Linked DNA regions of Homo sapiens: region 1 is linked to region 2. The links are chromatin loops, found by intact Hi-C in ENCODE. Cell type or tissue: CD4-positive, alpha-beta T cell. All regions are shown on one strand.

What was found. Peaks named below come from ENCODE experiments on the same cell type or tissue, not always from the same donor. Only the 100,000 strongest peaks of a DNase experiment are listed, where the experiment ranks them.
Region 1: a loop joins it to region 2, with 3 times the contacts of the local background. A loop is called at or near these places in 41 of 110 quality-filtered maps.

The regions. Positions count from the first base shown.
Region 1 is chr1:75,987,905-75,995,904 of GRCh38, reverse strand. LOC105378806 (a long non-coding RNA gene) reads left to right here. Exons shown (of 3, transcript XR_947521.3): 2 at 1,228-1,297. Among named protein-coding and RNA genes, the nearest start is that of ASB17, 60 kb to the right of the region's middle. In CD4-positive, alpha-beta T cell, CTCF peaks have their summits at 4,014 and 4,217 (motif pointing left); a DNase peak (open chromatin) is centred at 4,174.
Region 2 is chr1:76,151,069-76,159,068 of GRCh38, reverse strand. The region is part of intron 1 of ST6GALNAC3 (ST6 N-acetylgalactosaminide alpha-2,6-sialyltransferase 3); the gene reads right to left. Among named protein-coding and RNA genes, the nearest start is that of ST6GALNAC3, 80 kb to the right of the region's middle. RefSeq lists a silencer at 4,679-4,788. In CD4-positive, alpha-beta T cell, CTCF peaks have their summits at 4,572 and 4,771 (motif pointing left); DNase peaks (open chromatin) are centred at 4,208 and 4,758; H3K4me3 peaks cover 998 bases; H3K27ac peaks cover 1,058 bases.

The sequences.
Region 1 (8,000 bases), 160 kb after region 2:
CAGTGATACTAGGGAAAAGGTTTAAATAGGATAGGTTCTGGAAAGTTTACAAAAGAATAAATTGTAATCTTACGTTCTAAGTTGGCAATCATGACCACCACTCTATTTCCAGCCCTATCTCTCTTACAGCTGTTAACATTTGCAGGTGTCACCTGAAGCTTGTGTGTGCAGATTTAAGTATAAATACCTTATCTAAGAAGTGTCAGATCCATTAGAATCATATTTCTTTACATTATTACAGAGGAATGCTTCAAGGGGTAATCCCAGTTATATTTATGCTCACTGCTATCCATTCACAGGGGCTGCTATCATATGCACCATGTGGATACAGGGCACATCATGCAGACCCTATGCAGAAGTTAAAAAGCAAAGTATCGAAGACTTTAAAAACAACAGACAGGCATCTGAATTTTAAAAAGACATTTCAACTCTCTTCATTTTCTAATAATTAAAATATTTTGAATGCACAAATATATGAAATCCTTTATCTGTTGAGCCAGAGCTGAATCTGCTGGATGAACATTAAAAACATACAAAGAGCAGTCTTCAGTGAATAATCAGTTCCAGACAGCTCTATGCACAGAATATTTTTAATACAAGTCAAAAACACAACAAAACAAAACACTCAGCATTCCCTCCCAGGAGAAAATTCTTTTAGGGGGCTATATGACATGAATTCTGCTTCTGGTGAGATTTTGTACATTCACATGAATGCACTTCAGACAAAAGAAAGACCAATGTATAGAAGAGTTCATGACTTTACTACAAATGTTATTTCAACATGGGTCTTTTATAAGCAAGCTGAAGGTGATCTTTTGCCATTTTGGTGGAAGAGACAGCAAGGGTTGAGCAAGGTTATATCCCCATCTTGATTACGCTACCATACTGAAAATCCAAGGAAGCCTTGAGACTTGACAGCCTTGAAAATAATCCATCTCATCATGGTTCCCCAAAACATTAGAAGACTGGCTGGCACTGCATCTCTCCTTCTGGAACGCTCTTTAGTTCAAAGATGCCACATCCTAACTCTTCTCCTTTCCTCAAACCTTTTTTCATCTGTTAACATAAGCTTCACAGTAAAAGAATGTACTTAATATGAACTGATTTTTTTAAGAAAAGGAAAGATTGGCACAAACAGCCTTAAGGACATAACTAATAAAATGTAATTTAAAAGTTGCTTAAAGGAAGTTGTACATTTTGATATAACTATACCAATATTTCTTGTAGATGTGGCTCTGGGGGAAATCTTCTAGAGATCCCTGCCTCCATGTCCCCAAAACAGAAATTTCAGAGACCAGTAAGTACATTACCATCTGTGCTAAAGCCACGATAAGCCAAATTCACTGACTATAAGATCCTAACTGATAATAAATAAAAGTGAATTTACAGAGGTCCCTGATGTACAATTCTTTTTGTTCCAATCAGAGACATAGTTTTGAAAGTAACCAATAACAGAAAATTACTGAAAGAAATAAAATCAGTCTAGTGAGTGTGTCAGGTCAAGTTACATTAATAGAGATATCAAGGATTACATTGTTACATAAATAAGACAAATAGGAGGGTTGAGTGGCCCTCCCATTTTTCTTTGTTCAACTTTAAATCCAATTCCTAACTCTTAAGCAGATGCAGACCACACTGACTGTCTTACATTGTTTTATCTCTCTCAATATCTCTCAATTCCTCTGTCTCTGTGTCTCTTGCTCTCTCTGTGTATGTGTCTCTGTTCTTCACTCCCTCTCTCCATTCTCAATCTCTCTCCCTGTTTTCAGAAATGCAGTCTGAATTAGACAGAATTAACTTGTCCAGCATCCTTGGAAAGCAGTATCAGACACAGATTTCAGTAAGGAAATCAGCTGTAAATCCAAGATTCAAGAAGAGGGGATTCAAAATTATCATGACCATTAATTCTGAGGCAGTATGATTTTTCAAGTGGAGAGCACCTAGGAATTCCCCTATGAAAAGTTAAAGTTTTGCTTCAACTTTCCCACTCCCTTATATACAGCCCTTCCTCCAACTAAAACAAGGAATTGTTTCCTTGCCAAGTCATAGCCTGGTGTGGTATGTGAATATATGAAGTGTGATCATAAAATATCAGAATGAACTTTTTATCAAAAACATTAAGTCTTGTGCATGCTAGAGAGTTTCCAGAGAGTATTTCTTCCCAATCACATTAGGAGGCTGTGCAATTGTGCCACTGCTCTGGACACTTTTAAAATTCTATTACAATTCTCTCTTGTGATTGCAGCATATCAATATATTTTATTTTTATTGTTTAAATACAGGATCTCATTCCATCACCCAGGCTGGAGTGCAGTGGTGTGATCATAGCTTACTGCAACCTTGAACTCCTGAGCTAAAGCAATCCTCCTGCCTCAGCCTTCCAAAGTACTGAAATTACAGGAATGAGCCACTATGTCTGGCCCAATATCTTTAGTTGGAATTGCATCTTCAAACATTGAGGGCATATTTTATAAGTTTTTTCAAAGTCATTTAAAGTTAAATCTAGTGATTGAAATCAGGTAAACATTATTTGAGGTCAAAACAAAATATGATTATAAAATTCAAGCTACGATATGTAATTCATCTTTTACCCCATCCATGTCTTTCACTTTACCTAGCACATACTCAAGAAATGCTAATAGAAATGAATAATAGATTTTCATTGCATGGTTCATAAACTACTTTTAAAGACCATTCTGAGAGTTTTAAAATAACCATAGAATTTCTCTAGGTGTCTACTTTGGGTAGAATAGCACTAATTTTATAATTTTAATTTTATATGTGGAAGTCTAGTGTTTTTAAAAATCTCATTACTTAGTAGCCACATTCCTATTACACATCTATTGATTGGGTCTGGCCATTTGCAGCAAGCTGATTTATTCAGCCCGACTTCTGTTCAGGTATCTTGGCACTCTTATTGATGATTGAAACAGACTAACCCATAATTTCCATTTTGGTCTAGAGTAGGGGTCTGTAAACTTTCTCTGTAAAGGGCTAGACAGTAAATATTTTAGGCTTTTCAGCCCAAGTGGCAAAGTTGATGACATTATGTAACTACATATGTAACAAGAGGTAAAATAAATTTCCATAAATGTATTATTGGCAAAATTCAAAATGTAATAATAATAATTGAGTATAATTTCTTATAATACAAGTCTACTAATGACAAGAATTAAACACTTTTAGAAGGCATAACATTTCTCTTAATTGGAGTCATAGTTAATGGTCCCTATTATCAAATTAATTGCAAATGTTCACCTGTGAAAACCATTCTAAACTTCTGGAGTGTATAAAAACAGGTGTTGGAGCAGATTTGGCCCAAGGACCATAGTTGGCCAACCTCTGTTCTAGTGGCTGCAGTGAGTCATCTTTGACTACAGGGGTTCATTTAACTCTCTAAGGAGAAGTGGAAGGAAGCAGTCTGTATTTACTCTCAGTAAGAACAAGAACCATTCTCCTGGAAGTCCTGTAAACGCGGTTGTTTTCAAGCCATCTCTTAGGTGCTCCAGGGTAGAGACAGGTTGAGCGGGAGGCTAAGACAACTAGAAGGCAACTGACTGAATACTCTCCTCAGAGTTACCATATTTAATACAAAGACAGAAAGTTTTATTCCCACTTAAATATCTCTGAAATCAGATTAGGCCTTACAGTCAACAATTCAATTTAGTTGGCAGGACTATTTTCTTCCTTACTGCAAATAAAGCAGCAGGGAGACTTAAAATCAATGACATCTTAGCATTTATGAAGTATGGTAATATTTCTCATTCCAGGCTTCAATTCAGTTCCCCCTGGAGTCCCTTTACCCCTGTCTGAGTAACTACCTTTCTTATTAGAGCTTATGTTCTGCTTCCTTTTTCTGTTGCCACGAAAATGGAAAAGTCATTCTCAGTGAAGGCTTTGCATGAGCATTAAGAAACTATCAATTTTGGATTACTTCGTAGCTGGGTGTGGTAGAGGTTTGTTTAGAGATGGACTTTCTTGTAAAATTCGAGTTTGACTTATTTTTAAAAATTAACAATTTCCTTCCTTTCTAAATGACGAGAGAGACAGAAGAATTCTTCAAGGTTAGTGTGTCCAGCATGCAACCTTTCCTTCCTGGATGAGCATCCCTGGAATAGGAGAGCCAGCCTGCCTCCTGCGCTGGCACAGAGCCCGGTTCCCTAGACAACTGCCTCTCCAAATCTGATGTCCAGCGCCACCTGGTGTCCACATCAAGCAGACACAATTAATAGTCAACCTGTTCAGGAAAACTGTGAGGGGGAAAAAAAAGAAAGAGGATTTATGAAGGGAAAAGAAAGTTTAGAGGATATGCCACGATTGGAATGTAATGAGTAGAACCAGGAAGGCAGTCTCTAACCAATAAGGTGTTACAACACATGTATCTGCTTTGCCACATGGGATATGAAGACAATATATGAGTAAGCATATGTAACATAACTGATTAAAAAAAAAAAAGTTAATGTAAAAGGGGTACCAGAATAGAAGTCAGGCATCCTGGGTATTTTTCTGGTTTTCCAATTAATCTGCAAATTGTCTGTTATGCAGCAGGCACTTTAGTAGGTATCTGAGCCGAGCAAACATGGGAGGAGCTGGGGATGTGCCAAATGCTCTACATAGATTATTTCTTCCACATCTCAACTAGCCTATGAGGGAGACAGTAAAATTCCAGGGAGCATGAAGGCAGAAGACAGAGAACAGTAAGCACCAGAAAGCCTCATCAAAGGCCTGATCAAAGCTAACAATGTTGTGATTGGTAGTGAAAGTGTTTACTCATAACTAAGGCTATCCCAAAGTTGTTATAAAAGTTTGCTATCAATCTTCTTTTCTGTGATCTCCCGGCCTCACCTAAAATCAGGTGATTTCCCAGTAAAAGTCAGGGTTCTCAGAGCTACTTCCACCACTTTGTGGCTGTCTGAACACTCCATATTTGTGCAAATGCCAAGAATTGTATCACATCACTGCAGTAACTGTCTACACCATTTCTGCAGCCCTCCCAGCCATCAATCCCCCGGCACCACACATCTCTTGAGCCACAGATGAATCACAAACATAAGGAAAGAAAAATGTACAAACATATGGAGGAAATAAAACTCTCCGGTAAAGTGGTAGAATTTATTTTCATCTCCAGGAGCTGTCCTCCAGACTTGCAAAACTCCACCTTCATGCAAAAGCATCTGGAAGTTCAGAATTACTTTCCTTTGGCAAATGCATGAACTGTGACTCCTATATTTTGTATCTATTTTCTCACTTAAGACTTGAGGGCACTACAGGAAGAGCATTTCTCTCTTCTTTTACCATCTTCACTCTTGAGAGGCTTAGGGTTTGCTCGGGGAGACTCATAAATAAATAAATAAATAATAATAATAATAATAATAATTTGAATCCCAGGAAAGCTTTGGAATAAATGAGATCATGTCTATGAAAGTTATGTGTGAGCTGGAAAGTACTGTGAGTGTGTCAGGGTTCAGTTAGGAAAGCAGAGCCATGTATTAGGGGATTAAAGGATTTAGTATGGGAATTAGACTTTACAGTAAACATGGGAGGATCTGGAGAAGTGAATGTCTAGAAAAGGAAATAAGAGAATCAGAGATAGGGTCATTAACCAATGCCCCTGAAGTCCTGCACAGATGGACTAGTTTTTCTACTTCTCCAAGCATCAATTTCCTCCTACATAATGGTAAAGCATGGAGGTTCTAGAATCTGACTACTTGCATTCAAATCCTGGATCCGCAACTTCCTGGTTGTATAGTCCTGTGAAAGTTACTTCACCTCTCTATATCTCATTTCCTCCTTTGAAACTAAGGATAATAACAGCACCTGTCTATGGAGTTGTTGTGAGAATTTAGTGAAATAATACTTAGAACAGTGCCTGGACCATGTAAGCACTCAGTCAATGCAGCAATCTTTACCATCACAGGAGCATGGTGATCACTGAAAAGGATGTACGTTAGGCAGTTGGCTCACTACCCAGAATATTATACGTGCTCAGTAAACACTAGCTATGAGCTATGATAGCTTAAGATTTTGAGTCAGAGACATTGTAAGGGCAATGTAGGAGAAGTTTACATGTTGAAAATGCTAAGACATATTGGGGAACAGTCACTTGTGTGGCTGGAAGATAGGTTCTGAAGGAAACTGATGGAAACTATGATTGGAGAGACATGTCAACCAGGAAGCACTTAAGTATCACATAAACAACTAAGAGCCACAGCATGCTCTTAAGACTGACATAATGAAAGAGACTCTTTTTAGAGATTACCTGGCAGAATCTGTAGATTAGAATGGGAGAATGGGGTTAAGAATCAAATCTGCAGCAAGAAAGACTAGTTAGATAGTTCTTGTAATAATCTAGGGAAATAGTAATGAGGACTTGGATTATGATAGTAAGGATGGAAATGAAGAGAGAGAAAGTAAAGATGTGTCACATAGCAGAACTAACAGACCATGGAAATTAATTAGATATGAAATATAGCAAAGAAGAGAGCTCAAAACCAATTTTTAGGTTTAAAAAAGTCAAAGAAAAGAGCAGCCATTTGTGGAAGACAATTTTTTGAGCATGTGAAAATGAAGTACTCAGGTAAAAATGTGTGGACCGGAGCTCAGGAGAAATGTCGGGCTGGAGATAATGATCTGAGATTCATCTGGTGAGAGCTCTGAGAGTGGAAGACAAAATGCCTTCACTGCCAATCTCAATTTGGAATATGGAAAAAAGAAAAAGAAAGAGAGATAGATCGAGACAACCCTAAATATAACACAGCAAATCCTCACTAAATGTTGTCAATAGGTTCTTTGAAACTGCGACTTTAAATCATGGTTCCAGTCTGAGTGAATGTGGAGGTGTGTGTGAGGGCACCTTGTGATGGAAGGTTGTCTTGTCCAGGACTGGTTTTTTGTTTTATAATGAAAACGATTATAAATTGTTTCAATAATTGTTTTCATTATTATCTTATTTCATTCATTATTATCTTAGGCTAATTGGTATAAACAAGAGTTAAGTTCCCATGGCATATTTCTGGTAACAAAAACTTACCAGACTTCTAAATAAAGACCCAAAACACTTCTAATATTAAACAATGAAATAAAAGAGAGCTACATGTACAATTAAGAAAGAGTAATAAAAACAAGTAAGATCATTATTTACCCAAATTTGGCGAATCAGTGAGTATTAGCAGCTGTCATGGTGAAGGGTTAAGTCCAGGATAAATGTTTGCAAAGCAAAAATTGTAAGGAGCACCTCCTATTACCATGCAATTTAAAAACTAACTGTGGCAAATAGGGCAGGCTTGCTGAGTGTTTTTATACCACATTGCTTATTGTCATTTATCTGTATGATTTTGGTCTCATTTATGAATTTTTATTTGACAATAAATTATATTTGTGTATTCATTTATTTTCCAACCTGCTTATTCCAGTTCAGGGTCATGGGTGGCTGAATCTTCTTCTGGGAACCAGTCCTGGACAAGACAATCTTCCATCACAAGGTGCCCTCACACACACCTCCACATTCACTCAGACTGGAACCATTCAGACACACCAATTCATTTAGGGCACCTACAAAATCTGTGCACAGCTTTGGGATGTGGGAGAATATCAGTGCAGGCATGGGGAGAACATGCAAATTCCACATAGAGAGTGGCTCCAGCCAGAGAGCTTTTTTGTCTTCTCATCAATGCTATAAAGAAATGACAGTGAATGAAACAACATTATTTGGGGACCTACTGTATAAGTAAATCTTATTTAATAATGCACCCGTGTGTATAAAAAGATAAATAAATAGGCTATTGTAATCAATTAAGATTTATTCCCTGAGTTCAAGAATGGCTTAACGATAGAAAAAGTCTATTCATATGATTTTACCAATTAAAATGATTCTTAAAAATGACCATCTCAATGGATGCAGAAGAAAACATTTGATAGAATTCAACATTCATTAGTTACATTTTAAAAAACTTAGCAAACTAGGAATAGAAGAAAGATTTCTTAAAACAATAAAGAATGTA
Region 2 (8,000 bases):
CCCTAAAATGGGAAAGGGAAACTGCCTCCCTCTCCATCACACCCCCAGGAAACCACACGACCCTGGCACATTGGAGAGAACCCTGGATACATGACATGACGAAGGGCCTGAGTGGGGATCCTGGCTCAGTCCCTTGCCAGCTTTGTGACCCTGGGCAAACCCCAAAGCATGGCCATTTGCTCATCCATAAAATGTGGATGCCATTTCCACCCAATTGTCAAGGAGATAAGCACACAGGAGTGTATGGTTCACATTACAAAGCACTAAGTAAATATCAAGAACTATTATTAGATAATAGTAAAAGCTACTAATTACCAGGTACTTATTCCCTGACAATTCCCTCATTCCCTGTGCTAACTGTCTTATACATTATCTTATTTAACCCTTATGACCAGTGAGGTAGCTACTATGATCTCCTGTAGTAATTAAAGTACCTGTAGCCAAGAGGGGCTGATTTTACCTCGCTTAAATTTTAAAAATAAGAATAAAAGAAGAACAACAACAAAAGGAAGAGAAGGATGAATTCTTTTTAAGATACTGGAGTTGCTCAAAAAATTAATAAATCCCTAAGCATCCAGACTTGGGGCCACCCCAGGAACTGTGGCTGCAGGTGTTATGACCTGCCCTACAGACTGAAGATATAAAGGTGCCTTCATGTCAGAGGGCCCCGGCTCTGGGTTTCAAATCGCTAGGCTAGAGAAGTTAATTGGCCTGACTCAGTCGGTTGCTATGTCCAGGGTGTAGAACTGCATTGCACAGATCCCTCCTCCCATATATTCCTAAAAAGGAAGAATTGTTTAGTAAGCCAGGAAAGACAGAAAAAAAAAGTAAAACCACCTGTTCAAATCACATGGGTAAGAAGTGAAGGAGGTAGGATTCAAATTCTGGCAGCATGGCTGCAGAGGCTGACTCACAACCACCCCACAGATGGCCTCCGAAGGTAATGAAAGAGGCATGTTTATTAATTTTTGACAACCTAGTGAAAATATTTATCAGATGGCTTCCTGGACCCATTTCATTGGAAAATAGGCAGCATAGTGGGGAGTTTCAGAGTTCCTGTTTTAACATCAGAGACTTGGGTTGACGCTAGCATCACCAATTACAAGCCAAGAAACCGTGGGCAATCATGAGTTCTAAGGTCAGAGTCCTCAAGTGGAAAGTGGAGACATAATAGCATATCCTATATTATTACAATTATATGGCATTCTGGAAAAGGCAAAACTGTAGATAGTTTTTTAAAATCCATGGTTTCCAGGTATGGAGGATAGTTAAATGGGTGAATAGATGAATTTTTAGGGTGGTATAGTTATTCTGTACATTACTGTAATGGTGGGTACATAATATTATGCATTTGTGAAAACCCATTGAAATTTACAGCACAAAGGGCAAATCTTAACATATATAAACTTTAAAAAAATCATTTAGGCAGTCAGGGTAATCCCGGAATGAAATACAGCATGTGACAAAGCAATCTGTGGTACATATGTGAACAACCCTCACTAAAGTGGATGGAAGAAAAAGGTGCTATTTAAGTGGCTTTGGAAATGTATGCAGTCTGTAAAACTAAGGCAAAATAAACCGTACACAAGCACTGTACTCTAGTTGACGAGGCTATTTTCCATGGGGGTATAAGTTAACAATTTTGATACTGCTACATATGTATACTGGAATTGAACAACTAAATAAATGCATGACAGATGCTGAGAGCCAAGTTTATCATTTTTGGAGTAGGAGGCTACAGATAGGCAAGGGGGAAGGCTAGAATGATCCACGTGATAATGGCTTAGAGCTGGAGACATGTAACAGCTTAAGAGCTGGAAACGTCAGTGTGAACACATGTTTAGCATAATACAGATACCAATGGTTACATACAGATATATTTGTAGATCAGTAGATAGGCATCTATAGATTGGTTCACATGCACATGTTTTCTTGCTGTCAGCTGAGAGCTTATAAAGCAGCAGCAACCAGAAGCACCAGCACACCTGGAGCCCAGACCCTATTCTAATACCACCCTCCAATAAAAGGAGCCAGGGCTGGCTGGGCGCCGTGGCTTACACCTGTAATCCCAGCACTTTGGGAGGCCAAGGCGGGCAGATCACGAGGTCAGAAGATTGAGACCATCCTGGCTAACACGGTGAAACCCCGTCTGTACTAAAAAGACAAAAAATTAGCCGGGCGTGGTGGCGGGCGCCTGTAGTCCCAGCTACTTGGGAGGCTGAGGCAGGAGAATGGCGTGAACCCGGGAGGCGGAGCTTGCAGTGAGCCAAGATCGCGCCACTGTACTCCAGCCTGGGCGAGAGAGCGAGACTCCGTCTCAAAAAAAAGGCCAGGGCTTTTTGGAGAAATGACTGATTCAAGGACTAGGGCAGAAGATGTACAAGATAATCCTGGAGTATCTTGTAGTGAGTGCCACAAAGAAAGCAAGAAAGAAACACCTCAAAAACAAAAACCCGCAATGATGGGGGTGTGTCAAAGGGACACAGGAGTCACGTGAAACAGCTCCCAGAGGCAAAAAAAAAACCAAACAAAATCTAGTAGTATACTATTTGATTATAACTCAAAGTATGGAATAAATCTCTATGAGTCCATATTGATAGAAATAAACAATTGAATACGTAAATAAATGGGGAAGAAGAGAGAAATTTTCTGTGCAGAGAAATTTCAAAAATGTTTATAGGTACTGTGCTCTCTGAGGGTGGAATATAACTCCCCCTCCTTAAGTGTGGACTACACGTGGTCACTTTCTTGTGATAGTACAGTATAAAAAAAGGAGAGGGGACAGTAACTTTACGAGAAGAAACCTGACAAACACCGTCTCAGCGAGGTGATGACGTTCAACATCTACAACGTTAAATCATGTTAATAATATGTACCCTGAATATGATGTGATAAGAATGGCATTTTCTCTCTGCCTTCTTCCTCTCAAAAACCCATAACCCCAGTCTAATTATTAGAAAACCTTAGACAAATTCCAAAAGAGGAACCTTCTACTAAACTCCTGAGCAGTACTCCTCAAAACTGTCAAGGTCATTAAAAACAAGTTTAAAGTCTGAGAAACCACTACCGCCAGCAGGATCTTAAGAAGACATGACAACTAAGGTAAGGCGGTATCCTGGGTAGGCTCCCGGAGCAGAAAAAGGACACTAGGTCAAAATAAAGGAAATCCGAATAAAGTATTGGCTTCAGTTAATAATAATGTATCAATATTCCTTCACTAATTGTAACAAATGTGTTATGCTAATATGATTAAAACAACAACAACAGGAGAAACTATATGTTAAAAATAGGAGGCCGGGCGCGGTGGCTCACACCTGTAATCCCAGCACTTTGGGAGGCCAAGGCAGGTGGATCACGAGGTCAGGAGATCGAGACCATCCTAGCTAACACGGTGAAACCCTGTCTCTACTAAAAATATTAAAAAAAAAAAAAAATTAGCCAGGCGTAGTGGCGGGCGCCTGTCGTCCCAGCTATTCGGGAGGCTGAGGCAGGAGAATGGCATGAACCCGGGAGGCGGAGCTTGCAGTGAGCCGAGATTGCGCCACCGCACTCCAGCCTGGACGACAGAGACTCCGTCTCAAAAAAATAAAATAAAATAAATAAAAAAAGGAGAAAGTGGGGGAACTCTTGCTATATTCATAGTTTTTCTGCAAATCTAAAGCTGTTTGAAACAAAGTTGATTAAAACAACCAAAAATTACCCATGCCTGGCACATAGTAATTCTCTATAATAATTTGGCTGTAGTGACGGTAGCAGTAGTACTCATGGCTCCAGTGTAGGCGCATGGAGGAGACGGGGGTCGGGGGGCAAGATTTGCTGAGTCCTTTATGTTCTTCCTGTGGGAATTTAGGTTCAAAGGTCCAGGAAATAAACTGTCACTGTGCTGGTCACCACCCAACAACCACTTCTAGACCCTGTACCAAGGGCAGCAAAGCCCGTAGCTTTATAGTGACTTTGTAGGGAGGAGGGCACTCCCCGATTCCCACAAATAAAGAGAAGGTCACCCTCACATACACACATCCTCCAAGGCAAAAAAAATAAAAAATAAAAAGATTGGTGGAAATGCAAATGCAAAGAAAATGCAAAGATTTCAATCAAGAGGTGTTTTGTAATCAGAAGGAACTTCTAATCAAGGGCCAAGAAACTGACCCCACCCAGTGGCTGCCAGATGACCTAAAAACCCGGAAGTCAGAATGGTGGTTTTCGTTAAATGGTAGCGCTCCCTGGTGTATTGAGCTGGTGAAATATGGCTTGTATTTCCCTTGCCTGCATGCAGTCTTAAATCCTCCCTCAATAGAAAATCTCCTGTCAGGCTGATCCACACTAACCACGGGCACTCCTGCTCTCCCCAAAATAAGCAAGATCAGCCCAGGAAGTCAAGTCCTCATCTCCTGTCAGATGTCAACACAAGCATGCTACGGCCACATTGCAACCAGGTTAGGGACAAAGAAGAGCAGCCTGGATGTACAGCATTACCAAGGCGGATGCTTCTGTGAGCGTCAAAAACCCTGGGTTACAATCACGTTTCACTAACGAAACACAAACAAGCAGTGGCTGTGCTTCATTTGCAACAGGCGTTTCCAGACACTAATATTGCCCACACTTGCTTGAGTTGGAGAATGTCTTTACATTCATAACAAACCTTGAAAGTAGAAGCTGAGACACAAAGTAGCAGCTTAAATGCAGTGCTCTTCGGGGACTTCACTAAGAAACAACCTGAGTGTTCCCCAGTACGATTGCTTTAAGAGTGACGAGAGCGCCCTCTCGTGGGGGAGAAAGGGCCCTGCATGCAGGGTGCAAACCTGTGAGGGCCAATGCACCACCGGCTACGGGGTCAGCCTGGGTTGGATTCATGTGGTTGGTGCCTGCTCTGTTTTCTCCTCCTCATGATCTTGGTGGTGTTCCAAGAGAATTGTCCACCCACATAAGCAAGAGAAAATTCCAGGGGTGAAATGACTGGACTATTTTTAAGCCGACTGGGCCAGGTTGGGTTTCATGTCTCTCCTGATCAGTGTTTGCCTGAGTTTGCAGCTCATTCTCATCACGGAAAAAGCCCTCCCGACTACAGACGGCGGGACAGGCAACTCATCACTGTGACGGAACCCAAGCCAACTCTTTAAGCCAGTGGGCAAGGTCTTAGATAAGACACCAAAATGGAGAAAGTTGCCCATTGCTGAGGGGCGCCCGTTTGGACAAACAGCAAAATGGGGCCAGCCAAGAGCATCATTTCAGACAGAGAAAAACGAGAAGGGAAGGGGCTCAGAGGCATTGGCCTGAAACAGAATATGACTAACTGTTCCCTGTCTAGGTCAACTCCTTAGGACATAAAAATAAGCCACTCAAACAAAGCCATGGTTAGTGTTTTAAACAAAATATAGATATGTTTAAAACTTAGCAACACAGGACAAGTTATACCAACAGCAAAACACAGAAAAATCTGAGGTGAGGGAGTAAGGAGTAAGTCCCTTTGCCTGAATTCATGCCATGTTTTATTAAAGTGAACAAGGAATAGCCATGCTTGAAATCCCCTCCCCAAACGGCTTTGTTAGCTGGACACAGCCACTCCATCTCAGGTGTAATTTCGCACGCACAGGCAGGTGAGGTCCTGAGTTGGGGACAGCTCTCTGGCGGTGAGACATCTCCCCAGAGGCTCACAGGTACACTCTAGCCGCCTATGGGTCTATAGGAGCCCTGGGGAAGAAAAGATGGAGTTTCTGGTTTAGATTAGGTTATTCTGGCAACAAAAAGGAAAGGGCAGGGGAGGAGAACATTATCAGTGTCCTTCAAGAACGGGCAACTTCAGAGGGTATGCAAATAGGCAATAGCTATAGGGGAAAAAAAATTCACAATGGCATCCAAAAAATGTAACTTAAATTAAGGATGTTACGTCATTTTCCACCTATCAGAAGGGCAAAATGAAAAAGCATGACATATCCATTACTGAATATCTGAGGAAAGAGACACCAGACACCACTATTAAAAGGAGCAAAAATGGTCTTCCCACTTCTGGAGACCAGTTGTATCCAATATCTTCAAAACGTGCATATCTTAAGGTCCGGTAATTCCCTTCTGGGAACTCTAAAATAAGACTTGCACAACATTTTCCAATAGGAATATCCCTAAAGGTTTATGAATGACCACATTATAGAGCTTATATTTTGGGCTTCAGGAAATAAGAAAATAAGGACAGAATTCAACCACCAAAAGGCATCTAAGAATTAAGGAAAATGTTGGTGGAACCTCTAAACCTTTTCTCCATGTTCCCAGTGGATATGGTCTATGGCTGATCCCATGATGGGAAATCTCTGCCCAACGGTCAAAATGGTGTTTTCAGCTAGTCTCACAAGTTCAGAGTCATACACCAGCACTTCATTTTCTATTTAAATGTTTACGGTTTAAATTGAAACTGTGGGGGCCTTTCATTCTGTCAGGAGGCCATGGTCAACATCCTCAGTGTGTTTTGTCCTTGGCACAGCCTCCTGGGAAGCCTCAGGCTCAGCTCAGATGCTTCACTATGAACATTACCAAAGACTCGTGGGCATTTCAGAATTTAAGAAAGAGCCCACCTTCACCTAGCACAAGACTTTGCAAATAATCCAGACCCTTTCATCAAAGTGGCTCCACAAGTATGTGGTGTGCACAAGGCCGCCTGGGCAGTCTTTACCTCATCACCCACCTGGCAGGACATGTTTAGAAGCTGCTTCTCTGTGATAAGATTTCCTCCGCATCTTAAATAACCTGGACAGCAATAAGCCAGTGTCAAGGTGGTGGCTGTCAGCTTCTTCTAGGATGGATCAGCAGTGTCCTTGGAAAAGCAAAAAGCTAGAAGCCCAGGTAAACACTTACAACACGACAATGACAAAAAGATATGAATAATAAATACCTTCAAAAATATGATCTTCCTAGGAGACTTTATTTACACGCTCAGCCATTCTTTTGCTTTTTCTCTGGCTCCCAAATAGGATTTAATCTTTTGACAATTTTTCACTCCAAGAAAGACTAAAGAGCCCATGGTGGGAAGGACAATATTGTTCCATGAATCAGGTACAGTATGCCTCAAAAGTCATCACAAATTTAAATTTCTGCCTTAAGTAGCCAAGTGGAAAGGGCACTGCAGCAAGAGTCAGGAAGCCTGGATTCTCACCCAACTCTCAAGAACCGGCTTCTCCACAGTGGGCCTCCATCATCTTTCTGAATTCCAGATTCATCCTCTGTAGAGACAATGTCTAGACTCCCATCTAGCATCCCTGGGAAGGTGAATCCGGGATGGGACCTGCAGCAAAGCAATCGATGCCCCACCCGTTTTCCCTCAGCCTTCATTGTAACAGTGCCCATGGGCCTGACCAACTGCCAGCCCCTGCACCTCCTTACCAGAGGTTCTCTGGCCAGCAGAACCTCCCCTCTCAGGTGTGATCACTCAGAGGCACCTGTGCTACACTCTTTCCCAGACGTTCCCAGTGGAACTGAGCTGCAGCTGTCCACAGTGATGGCGAGCTTGATAGCACATCCTTTATTGGCTTCCTTCCTCCCCTTCTCATTCCCCACTCCCCTTCCCAAGTTTCCTGGGATCATCTCCCACATAAACTATGTACACTGGAATCCTGCCTCTGTGGGAACCCAAACTAGGAGGGGTGATTTGTATGCCTTTCTACGAGGGACTAAACCTTTTCAAATGGCCTGGCCTTATATCTTTAAGCCACGCCTGTGATGTAGAAAGTAGGCCGTTTTCTCCATGGCTGACTGTAATGCAGACTTTTGAAAGTGACAAAGCCTAGTTTTAACGTCACCCCTTGCCCCCCTGTTTGCCCACAACATCTGAAGGTTCCTCCTGATTCCCAGTTCTGATAGATCCTCCTGATTCCCAGTGATTCTCACCTAGGAACCACCAATGAAGGCGGAGGAAGGGGAGGCCTGAACACATCTCCCCTCTTCCCCGTGAGAACCAAGGGGCCACTATTTCACTTTCTTGTCTCCCCATCAGTGTGTTACTTCACTCTTGG